Linked DNA regions of Homo sapiens: region 2 is linked to region 1. A link is a contact called in ENCODE POLR2A ChIA-PET data. All regions are on one chromosome and are shown on one strand. The core of a region is the stretch at or near the end of the contact, and the rest is flanking DNA. Distances in the headings are between cores, read along the strand shown. Region 1 overlaps RNF4 (ring finger protein 4). Region 2 overlaps ADD1 (adducin 1).

Region 1 (6,158 bases), core at 3,397-5,896:
GAGGCTGTGGACTAGGCAGCCAAGCAGAAGCTTTGAGGAAAGGCAGAGAAATCACCAGATGCAGAGGCTGCGAGGCCCTTGGACTTCACTGAGAAGCGAGGCCGACCACGGTAAACTCAGCGTCAGCGACGCATGGTTAATGGAGCCACAAAGCCCTGAGCACAGGCAAGCCTGAGGGTTGAGAGAGAGCCAAAGCAAGGACAAGACCCTTGTGGCCACCCACTGCTGGGTGCTAGTGGCTTAGATTAGGAGAGTGCTTCTCAAGCATGAGCCTGTATCAGGCTCCCCCACAGAGGGCTCGTTAAGCACAGCCTGCTAGGCCCTCCAATTTACGTATCTAACAAGTTCCCAGGTGCTGCTTCCAGAGACCACACCATGGAACGTACTGAAGTAGCATAACGAGATGGAGTTGCAAAACAGACACAGGTGAGAGGGATCCAGGTGGCGGAAACGACAGGAACGCTCTCACATCCACCCTTCTGTGCATCCCCAGTGCTGTGCCGTGTCATCCTCCTGTGCACCATTACCATGCCTGCTCATGCTGGGTCTCCTGTCCCTGGGTGCCCGTCTACCCTACTGCCAGGCCATCTTTCCGAAACATTTGCCGCAGCAACTTTCCCTGGCTCCTTATCAAGGCCTAACTCCTAAGCATGGTGTGTGGAGCCAGGCTGGCACTGCAATTAGGGCACATCTCTTGAGCCAGGCAACTGAGATTGAAATCCAGGCATCGGCCGGGTGTAGTAGCTCACACCTGTAATCCCAGCACTCTGGGAGGCCAAGGCGGGTGGATCACCTGAGGTCAGGAGTTTGAGACTAGCCTGGCCAATATGGTGAAACCCCGTCTCTACTAGAAAATACAAAAAATTAGCCTGGAGTGGTGGTGGATGCCTGTAATTCCAGCTACTTGGGAGGCTGAGGCAGGAGAATCTCTTGAACCTGGGAGGCAGAGGAGCCGAGATCATGCCATTACACTCCACCCTGGACAACGAGAGCAAAACTCCATCTCAAAAAAATAAATAAATAAATAAAAAATGAAAATAAAATCCAGGCACCTGCAAACCCCAACCTGTGACCTTGGGGCATGGCATTGAACTTCTCTGTGCCCCATTTCCTTATCTATAGAACAGAACTGCACCTACCTTAATGGTGTGTGAGGATTCCAGAAGTTATTACAAGAGAGTGTTTGGAACAGTGCAGGCACACTGGAAAGGCTCAGTGTCTGTGGGCTGACACATACCCATCACCACACTCAGCCCCACAGCACCAGGTTGGCAGTCTCTCCAAATAAACCTTCCCAGTGACCAGCTCCAACCTTCTGCTCAAGCCCTAAAATGCTGTGTGATATCACATCCCACTCAGTTTTTTTTTGTTGTTGTTGTTGTTGTTTTTGAGACGGAGTCTCACTCTGTTGCCCAGACTGGAGTGCAGTGGGCTCACTGCAACCTCCACCTCCCAGGTTCAAGTGATTCTCCTGCCTCAGCCTCCCAGTAGCTGGGACTACAGGCATGTGCCACCACACCAGGCTAATTTTTCTACTTTTAGTAGAGATGGGGTTTCCACCAGGTTGGCCAGGCTGGTCTCGAACTTCTGACCTCAGGTGATCCACTTGCCTCGGCTTCCCAAAGTGCTGGGATTACAGGCATGAGCCACCACGTCTGTCCTCCCACCCAGCTTTAAGAAAGGATGCATACCTCCCCGCCTCATTCACAGTACAGCCCCTGCCCTGGGAATACAGCAATGAGCAAACACAGCCTCTGTGCAGAATCTAGGGCGGGGAGAAGGGTGAGGAGGGTGCTGGCAGGCAGCTATAACGAAGTTAGGAACTAAGTGTGCAAGAAGTACAGGAGGAGAAAGGGAGGCCAGAGTAGGTTTTTCAGGAGATGCCCAAAGGGACCGCCGTCCCAGCTGAGCTGAGCATTTTCTTCAGCACTTGGTCGTCTGGTTCTGAGAAAATGGCATACTGTATCTCACTCCCTGAGCGCCTCATTCTCTAGCTTGACCTCAATGGTTTAGAGGGGAAATCCCCTTCACTGTTTCACTCTAATAAAGGGTGACTTGCATCTCCTTAGGCTGGCCCATACTATGGGACTACGGGTGCTCTCAACAGAATGCACAAATGGGGCAGGCACAGTGGCTCATGCCCTATAACCCCAGCACTTTGGGAAGTTGAAGAGGGAGGATCTCTTGAGCCCAGGAATTGGAAACTAGCTTGGTTAACATGGTGAGATCCTGTCTCTATAAAAAAATTAAAATAATGAGGCTGGGCAGTGGCTCATGCCTGTAATCCCAGCACTCTGGGAGGCTGAGGCAGGCAGATCACTTGAGATCAGGAGTTCAAGACCAGCTTGGCCAACATGGCGAAACCCCGTCTCTACTAAAAATATAAAAATTAGCCGGGTGTGGTGGTGTGCGCCTATAATCCCAGCTACGTAGGAGGCTAAGGCACAAGAATCACTTGAACCCGGGAGGCGGAGGTTGCAATGAGCCAAGATGGCACCACTGCACTCCAGCCTGGCCAACAGAGAGAGACTCTGTCTCAAAAAATAAAAATAAAAACACATTAAAAAAATAGCCAGATGTGACGGTGCACACTTGTAGTCCCAGCTACTCCAGGGGCTGAGACAGGAGGATCACCTGAGCCCAGGAGGTCAAGACTGCAGTGAGCCATGACTGCACCATTGCACTCCAGCCCGGAGCACAAATGCTTCTCAAAGCAACACCTCACCTGGTAAGTGTTCAACTTTAAACAGACATTCAGGGAAGAGGCTCTGGCTAGGAAAAGACTTGTCTAGTTGGTTTCAACAGAGGTGGGAGGTGCCTCGACATCACCTTAGGACTCACAAGATCATTCAGACCACACGACAGTCCCAGATCCACCACATGTCCTGGGTTCTCATATCCACGAATGTTTCTGATCTCAAGAAATATCTTACATTTGGGTGCACATCTATCATATAGGGGCTTGTTCTCCCCGCCACATCAATAGCGTGTCTTAGAATTTAGAAAAGAGAAGCTACTGACAAAGGAAGACAGAGAAATCAGCCTGCAGAGCAAAGGGAAACACCTGATGTCCACACCCAGGCTGTTCCTAAGCCTCTCTCCTCCCACTTCACTGATATTGAGGCTTCCAAATACGGCTGCTGAAGATGTGCCTTGTGGCTGTCCTGGCCTGCACACCCCTCACCACTCTGAAACCAGCCTCCTGCATCCCTGCAGGCCCAGCTAGACCATTACTACTTCCCTGGGAAGCTTTCTGGAGCCCCCTCATTCTCCATGCCCTGGCCCATACAGCAATTCACCCCAAATCTGGTTTTTCTCTCTCTTTTGGGTTTAGTAAGGGTCAGGAGTCAGAGTTCAAAGGAATTTGGAAGGCTGGTCTTGGGGATAAGCCACCAAGAGGCTGGATTTCACCAGGGCACTGAGGTGAGACAGGAGCATTTCCAGCAGAGCATCCCAGCGTGGTGGGGACGTAGAAATGCAGAGTGAATGGAGACCTTAGCGGTCATGGGAAAGTAGCCCTCACCAACTACAAAGGGTTCTGGATCATGCAGGTGAGAGTCCAATGGAATAAGAAAACTAACAACAGCTGAGAGGTGCCTTCTCTGCATCTGCACAAGGCACTGCGCTTCCTAAATATTAATATCACCACATGTGCTCCTCACATCACCCAGTAAGGAAATAAGCACTGTTATGTTCCCCATTTTACCCATGAAGCAGCTAAGGATTAAAGTTAAGGAACTTCCCCAAAGTCATCCACACCTAGTAAACAGAGCCTAGACTTAAACCAGGGCAGTCTGATACCAAGACCCACACCCTCAAATAGGTATGTTAGTGCCAGAATCAAATACATCAATTCCAGAAACTAGCGGGAACACTGACGGTGATTTTTCAGATTTCTCAAATTTAGTGTGTTCCAAAAGGAACCCTTGCCTCCTCCTTCCGCCAACATATACTCCATTTCAAGAAAGGGCCCCACCATCCTCCAGTCTCTCGTCCAGTATGCTCTCACTTAGGTAAGCGCTACGAGGACAAGGCTCTATTTACTTTCTACCTAGCTAAGACCTTACACAAAGCAGATGCTCATATTTATTGAAGGAATAAATGAGGGTAAGAGTGGGGTGTTGATGGCGCCCCTGCCACTGAGAAAAGAGGAGCTGGGGTAGAGAAGTGGTCATTCCTAACTGGGGATGGTCAGGAGAGCCGGATGCTAGGTATTCCTAAAGCTTCCAAGGTGAAAGGAGAAACAACTCACGCCAAGGTATCTAGCTTCTTACTCTGCAAGAATGAGGCCATAAAACCCAATGAGGGAAGGGAGAACAGAAACAGGTGCTGAGTGTAGTTTTAGAAAAGCAGGGTGTGAGACACCCAGGGAGAAAGGGCCCAAGGTAGCTGGAAACTCAAGAGTGAGAACTCGGATGGACGTAGAGATTTCAGAATGTGTGAAAACTTGGGGAGGCAGGTAGATAGAATCTGTAAAAGAGAATTTAAAAGAAACAAAGCTAGGAGAACCTGGAGCCGTCACTCAGACAAAACCTCCTTCTTCAAGGAGGAGGAAGCAGTGAACAGCTGCAATGCACAGGCTGGGGAACTGAAAGGCGGCCAGTGAGCTCAAACACGGAAGTGGGACGCTGGTGACCTAAGCAAGTGGAAGCAGCAGCAAAGGAGTCGCAGTCCCAGCCCAAACGCGCTGAGGATCAAGCCGGGCTGTCTAGAGGAAGCAGTGCTGAATGGGGCCTCAAGTGACAGGAGGAGTTAATTAAGAAACAATGTATGTGGGTGGGGTGGGCGGAAGGGAGCAGGGATGTCCCACACGAGCACTGTGTGGAGGACAACAAAGGTGCCGAGGGTTCCTAACAAGCCTCACTGACTACACCCTCAGGACAGGGCCATCGAGGGTTTTGGGACAGAGATGACATGTTGAGATCTGCATTTAGAGACCATGTCACCTGTGTCTGGTGAGAACAGATGGGAGACTGAACAAGTCAGACTGTAGACCAAGGAGGAGACTCAGGGTAGCCCAGGTGAGAAGAAAGCCATGAGGCTCGGGGTAGTGGCAGAGTATAGGACAGAGAGGTGACTGACGGGATGGAAGCTGGAAGGGCTTTGGGGCTTTCTTCATTCTTATAGATTTATTATTTAAGGTCTAAGTAATTATTCTGTTTTTCTTAGAGGTCCCCCCCAATAAAGCTATTATAAGCACTTCAGATATTGACCCCCCCCACTCTAGCAGGAGTGTGACATATAATTATGTGTATTCATGGTATATATGTATACGATGTGCAGATGCTCCTTGACGTACAATGGGGCTAACTCCCAATAAATCATAAGTTGAAAAATTCTAAATGAAACACTGTAAGTCAGGGACTGTCCGTGTATGCATATGTGCATGTGTCTCTATCATACATAAAGGAGTCTGCTAATGGATAGAGACATACAGGCGGGCAGGAAACAGGAAGAGTGTTAGACTGGAACCAAATTCTATGACCCTATCTCATACCACTGTATTCCTATGAGCAAAGAGTCAGCTGAAAAGGGGCAGTGGGGAGCACAGCAGAACCAGAATGATATCGTAACTCTGCAGCCAGTCCACAGGGAGATGCTCTAACGAGAAGCTCTTCTGTTTAGCCTAGGCCTACACCAGGTACACAGAACCCTCAAACCCCACCTGGGAGGCAGAGTCTGATACAATTACCCACTGAAAATAAGAGACCTGGGTCAGGCATGGTGGCTCACACCTGTAATCCCAGCACTTTGGGAGGCCGAGGCGGGGGGGGATCACCTGAGGCCAGGAGTTCGAGACCAGCCTGAACAATATGGTGAAACCCACCCCCTACTAAAAATACAACAATTAGCTGGGTGTGGTGGTGGGCGCCTGTAATCCCAGCTACTCGGGAACCTGAGGCAGGAGAATCGCTCGAACCCAAGAGGTGGAGGTGAGCCGAGATCGCACCATTGCACTCCAGCCTGCGCAACAAGTGAAACTCAGTCTCAAAATAAATAAATAAATAAAAATCAATAAAAACAAATAATTTTTTTTTGAGACACAGTCTTGTTCTGTCACCCAGGCTGGAGTGCAGTGGTGTGATCTTGGCTGACTGCAGCCTCCACCTCCCAGGTTCAAGCAATTCTTGTGCCTCAGCCTCCCAACTAGCTGGGAT
Region 2 (6,298 bases), core at 3,222-5,721, 420 kb before region 1:
AAAATAAAAATAAAAATACAAATAAAAATCCATTGGCACAGAGACATCAAAACCCTTGTTCCCAATTTTGATGCCCCAAAGGACAAGCGGGGCTCTCTCATACTGAGACAGCTGAAGCCCGAGGCACAGCGCAGCAGGTCCCCAGTGGTGGAGAGCTCCCTCCTCCACAGACCACAGCTAAGGGTTAAGCTGCTGTCAAGACCAGTTATGGGAACAGAGAATCACATTCCTCTGCAAGAAAGGACACAGAGCAATGACTGAGATGCAGAGAAACATACGCCACTCATGGACAACCCAGACAAGAAACCAAGATGTGCCTAGCTTCCCCTCCTGCCACTCCCCTCACCTCCCTGTCACTTGACAAGCCTCTAAAGCAAAACACAGGCCCAGTAACTTTCCATACTTGACTGAGGCAACCTGGGTGGAACAAGAGCTCCACCCGAGGCTGTGCAACCTGCACTAGCGGCTGACCTCTCTGACCATCAGATTTTCATCTACGAGCAGGGCCAACTTGGATCTGGACTGGCATTCCCAGTGCTGGACCATGCACAGGTTAGGTGCTCAACACAGGTCACTGAGAGAGTCCAAGGGGTGAGCTTACTGCCCCTCTGCATTTCTACCACACAGCATGAAGGGTGTTGGAGAACACAGCCCCTGGTGAGGTGCACATGGGAACACAAGAGTCCTTCCCTGGGCTGAATAGCTTGCAGTGTAGACTCACATCTTCATCTCTAATCCTTCATTTCACTTGCAATTGAATCCAGAGGGCAGCCAAAATTATTTCAGGTTATGCCAGGCGCGGTGGCTCACACCCTATAATCCCAGCATTTTGGGAGGCTGAGTCAGGTGGACTGCTTGAGCTCAGGAGTTTGAGACCAGCCTGGGCAACGTGGCGGAACCCAGTCTCTACAAAAAAATACAAAAATTTAGCCAGGTGTGGTGATGTGCACCTGTAGTCCCAGCTACTCAGGAGGCTGAGATGGGAGGAGGGAGGACTGCTTGAGCCCGGGAGGCGGAGGTTGCAGTGGGCCAAGACAGCCCGACCACACTCCAGCCTGGACAACAGAGTGAGACCCTGTCTCAAAAAAAAAAAAAAAATATATATATATATATATGTATTTCAGGTTACATGTTATGCTGCCCAAAACAAAGTCAACACAGCCTTCGGCTGGGCTGCGAACTCCTGTTTGAACTGTGATTACTGTTCCTTCTTCTATCAGAAGGCAACACTTGCACTGTGGGAATGGCCATCACCAGTGAGGGAGAAATGGAAGGCAAAGGAAAGTCCTTTCCAGAAAAGCCCCAGCTCCCTAAGTCCCAAATACCCATTCTTCAGGTTCTCAGATGGGAAGCAGGCATCCACGCACTCGCCTCACTGGGGAGGGGAGTGTGTGGGACACAGTCGTCCTTGCTTGGTCAAGGAAAAACTCAACTTCTCAACATGCAGCTCCATGTTCCAAAAGGAGCAAGACTGTCTGTGCTTTGAGGTTCACATGAAAGGAAGTGGAACAATTGCCCAGTAAAGGACTCCCATGGAGCCAAAGCACATTCTCACCAAAAAGAGGGATATTTTAGCCAGAGTGGGATAAAGATCAAGGGTGCAAAAGTAAACTTCAGATATAAGGAGGTAGAGAAAACACAAAGGTGGAACAAGGATTTCTGTCCAGGTGGTCAAGCTCTCTTCCTCTGGGGTCAGCGTACAGTGGTATTCTCTGCTAATGACACCTGGATGCAGCACTCGCAGTGAGCATGGTGTTCAGAAGGTACGGACCCTACCTCTATCGTTCAGGAAGCCCCCAGGTGACAGTGACACACACCCACATCTGAATATCACTGGGACAGAGCACACAAAGCTGTAACTGGTGGTTGAACACGGCGACCCAGGCTGCTTTCTGGAGAGCCCTAACAAGGTCCTCAGTGCTGCCCTCACGTGGGCTCTACACAGGAGGCCAGCTGGGCTCATGGCCTGCACAGCCCTCACACACCTGAGAGAAAGAATAACTGACAAGACCGCAACAAAGTGCCAAAAGATGAAAAACAAGCAACAGGCAGAGTCATCTTTCTCCCCTGCTCTGAGAAGCTCTTCCAAGAATGGCAGCTGGAAGGATGCTCTAAGCACAGGGAAAAACAGGACCTGTGGAATTAATAAGTAAATATGCAAAATAATGTTATTAGCAGGGATTACAGACAGGAATACAGAATCTTTGCTATAAACCTGCTTCTATGTGGGAACTGGAACACCACTAAAGTGACACATGCATCTCAATGAAGGTGTGACAAGTGAAAGAGACAGTTCTGGAAATTTCCTTTGACAAGAATATAAACATACCTCTCAGCTAAGACTCTTCAACCATGCGGTCAGCCCCTTTCTGCGTGGCACCAACTCCTGCACACTAGCAGCCTAGATTCTTAGGGAGGATTTCCTTCTACGTGGGTGGGTTCAGACAGATCTTCCACCTACTCCACATACTAGATGCCCGCACACAGAGGGAATCACAGTGAGGGGTTTCAGACTCTCCTAAGTCTTTCTCCTCTGTGGCATTTAAAAATGTTATTTAGGGTTTTTTTTTTTTTTTTTGAGGTACAAATAAATACATTTTATCAAGGGCTGACAAAGACTGTCTGAATTCCCATTCCTCTGAAATGACATCTTTCAATGATATGACCTCTAGTGGCTACATTCATGACATTTACAGTCAAAGTTGAACCAGCGAGGGTGGAAGGGCACTCGGGAGTGGCCGCTGCCAACAGCAACAGACTGCCCAGAAGAGGCTGTCTGCAGTCAGAGTCATGGAAAAGGCAAATTCTGAAACCCAAAACACGCACTGACCAAAGTCCCGTGCGGAACTGCAGAAATGCACCACGTTGCTCAGACTGGCCATTTCTCAGTAACAACTTCGAATGCTGGAAATTGTTATCACACCTCATAGCAAATGTTTTAATTAAAGAATCAAGTAGGTAGAACAGAACCTTCTGTACAATCTCACAAACAGGTTAAAGATCCATTTGAAGCTACTTCAGTAACTAAGACAATGCCTGAAGAGAGGAGACGGGGAGGGGGGAGGGGAGGGGAGCAAGGCGCATAGACAGGTAGTGAGGACAGGGCAGTGAGTACCTTTCTAAAAGAGAGAGATTTAGCGGGACTAAAGGTCTGCTCTGTAAGCTCGAGCCCTTCGATAGTTTCCGTACAGTCAGAGAGAGGTGCATCCTGAAACAGTAAACTGAGTCACCAGAGCACACCAGGCCCAGCCTGTGAAATATCAGCTGAGAGCACAGGATGGAGCTGGCTAAGAGCATGCAGCAGGGACAGCTGTCAACAGTAAGTGTGGCAGTGATGATGGCAGGACGTGCAGACACTGAACACGAAACCAGGACCACGGCTGGACAAATCCAACAATCGTCTACCCCTGCAGAGTCAGGTGTTAAAGCATTAGGTGGCATATTAGTTTTCAGAGATAACTACTTACACAATTATCTTCAATGTGCCACAAGGTAGAGTCATTTTGTAGAAATGTGTGTAAATGTGCACCACACTTACAGGCACCCACCCCTCTGCAACCCAAGCAGCACTTTGTTGCAGACAGCAATATGTACCAGAACAAGAGTCCCTAAACCCACCCTCTCCTAGCGCCTTACACAGAACGCTGCTGAACCCGGGCCGAATCTGAGCCCCAAAGCTGGTGGTGTATGTGCCACCCTCACATATGCATGCATTACAAGGGGCATGACCAGAGGGGTGGACACAGCCCTCAGCATGCTCGCTCCTTCTAGAACTCAACGAAAAGTGCCTGAACCGTTTCTCATCATGAAGGTTTTAACAAAGGTAACTGGTTGCCTAGAATACTTACCTCATAAAGTCACTCTCTCAATTTCAGAATAACTTTGGAGCAGGCGGTCACACAGCCACCACCCACTAAAGTCAGAGACACTCTGGGCTCTCACCTGGACGAGGCTCCTGTCCATCACTACACCACACAAAACCTGGGACTGAGGGCCAGCCGTCTTAATGTCCTGTAAATTCTGCTCTCGGATCTGAGGGTGGGAAGGAGAGGCACACATCAACAGTCCTGAGCAGCCATGCTGCCTGGGAGCCCTGCTGCTTGTGCACTTGGGCCCCAGCCACATGGAAGCTACATTTCAGCTCTCCCACTGCCCCACGCAGGCAGGATGGCCCCATGTGTTCTGAGTGACCGCCATGCCTGCTTAGTGGGGCGTGGGTCTGCAGGGATGGAGACTATTCCCAGCTCCCCACATCTTCCAGATGCTTGGGCAGGACACCTATCTCTCACTGTCATTAACTTGGGGGAAACACTCGCTGCATGTCCATCGTCTAGTGATGTGAGCACTGGCAGGGCTCCTGCTCTGATACACCAAATGCCACTCACAAGTCTTTGAACGAACCCTGAAAGGGACAGCAGTCTGCTCTTGCTAAGAACAGGTTTTGCAGCTTCCAATTCTGACCGGTGAGCAAACATCGTGAGCAAACATCAGTTCAAGAATCAATAGGGCCCAAAAAATGTCTGCTGCTCATACTTCACACTGGTGGTAGAACAGCAGCGGTGTGAAGAGATGGCTTCACTGCAACAGTGGCAACAACAGCAGATGCCCTCTGCTAGAAGCAAGCACCCGCTCCCCCCAAAGCAGCTGGCATCCCTTCCAATCCCACACCCAAGCCCCCGCTGAGTGCCGACGCAGGACGCACCTTGTTCCTCATCTCCTGGACCTCTTTTGGGTTAGTGTTCAATGGAACAAACAGGTTAGGGACAGCAGAGGTGGAAGTTCTATGTCCATCCTCTTTAGTCCACTGTAATATCAAGAACAGTTGAAAAGTCAGAATTATGACAACAATAAGTGACATAGCATCCAATCTATTCAGTTTATCTCACATCTGGTCATGCACTGAACATCACAGAGAGGACTGAACCAATGACCACATCTAATCTGGGTCACTCAGCAGAGTCGCCATGGGAGCAGGATGCAGCCACATAAAGACCAGTTAATGCTGGAAGTCAAAGTCATGACTGATGGAAAACCACCATCTGGAAAGCCCAGCTGAATCTGGGTCATAAGGTAGGCTGACGACAGAGCTGAGCCCCATAACCCTGGGACCAGCAGGGGAGGCCCCTCAGAGACCATTGGTTCACTGCTCTGAAAATCATCCAACACCAAAGCCAACTGGAAGCATGAGATGACAGGGTCATGAAAAGCAATGTGATGCTGCTACCCAGGGTTAGGGAGGAGCCTGCACCGTGAGGCAAGAGTGGGCATCACCAAAGTTTTGCATTAAAGTAAATGACAGCATCAGAATGCACTGTCTGCGTAACTTTCAACCCAAGAACATTACTGTATGGACACTTACACGGTAGCTACCTGGAAGAAGAGTTTGGTGATGTCGAATATTTTATATAACTTAATATTTTTGAGTGCTACAAAAATATCCCAAACAAACTTGAAGCGCTTCATGAGTCCTTAATATTTAAAGGCTGTTTTAGTATCAGTGCATCTCGTCAGCATGCTGAGCCTTCCACCCATAATTTTTTTTTGGATCTCCAATCAAATCTGAGATTTTTAATCAAATTCTAAGGCATGAGTAGGCACTGAACATTAAAACAAGCCCATCTTCGAGAGCAAATGTTATGCCTTTCAGAATACTTTCGAGAGGCAATAAGATAGCCATAAACCATACGACTTTAAAAAAAGCAACAAAACCAGCAAATGCTGAGCCACTGCGAGGAGAGTGTGGAATGGGCATGGAGCTCTGGGTACTCACTGATGGTTATCTTCTCAGATAAAAACAACTCCAGCGTTTTATTAAAAATAATTTTTAGTCAAAGCATTTCAAACAGCAACCTCAGAAACTTGAACACATTTGAAAAAGTAACAGCAATCATTATAAATGAAAAGATACCAACCTGGGAGCACTGCATGGACTCTGTCACTCCAGAACAGTAAGAAACAAATATAAATGCGGAGCAAGGCCTCCCCTTGGATGTACACATTGACTACTAGGCCTAAAGTGACTTAGTTGTTTTGCAAGCTAATGGTAAATAAAGCTCGCGCTGCTGCCTAAACGCTTTGGAAAACTTCCTCATGGCAATTCAGCACTGTGCTTCACATCAGCCGCAGAAAGGTGTTTTGGGGTTTTTTTTTTTTGTTTTATAACGCCCACTTCCTTTAACAAGTGAAACAAGTAAAAAATAAACAAATGAAAGAAAAGGGGAGACAGGAAGAAGGGGGGAAAGAAGACAAGGAGGGCAGGAAAGAAGAGGAGAGACGCACTCCCATGCTCAGAGCCCCA

Evidence for each region. ChIA-PET counts read pairs that join two places held with the same protein, here RNA polymerase II (POLR2A).
Region 2: POLR2A ChIA-PET joins it to region 1 with 10 read pairs in activated T-cell. The contact joins two enhancer-like sites. POLR2A ChIA-PET finds 5 or more read pairs at or near these places in 2 of 52 experiments (H1 and activated T-cell).

What each region holds. Positions count from the first base shown.
Region 1 is chr4:2,483,684-2,489,841 of GRCh38, reverse strand. All of the region lies in intron 1 of RNF4 (ring finger protein 4), which reads right to left. Among named protein-coding and RNA genes, the nearest start is that of RNF4, 18 kb to the right of the region's middle. RefSeq lists enhancers at 1-308, 1,660-1,769, 3,273-3,774, 4,278-4,557. Within about 2 kb of position 4,646, at least 24 of the 41 ENCODE cell types and tissues checked have a DNase peak (open chromatin) inside an H3K27ac peak, as active enhancers do.
Region 2 is chr4:2,906,249-2,912,546 of GRCh38, reverse strand. ADD1 (adducin 1) reads right to left here. Exons shown (of 16, transcript NM_001354761.2): 11 at 4,703-4,804; 12 at 3,943-4,032; 13 at 3,116-3,208. Among named protein-coding and RNA genes, the nearest start is that of SLC75A1, 25 kb to the left of the region's middle. Within about 2 kb of position 4,471, at least 3 of the 41 ENCODE cell types and tissues checked have a DNase peak (open chromatin) inside an H3K27ac peak, as active enhancers do.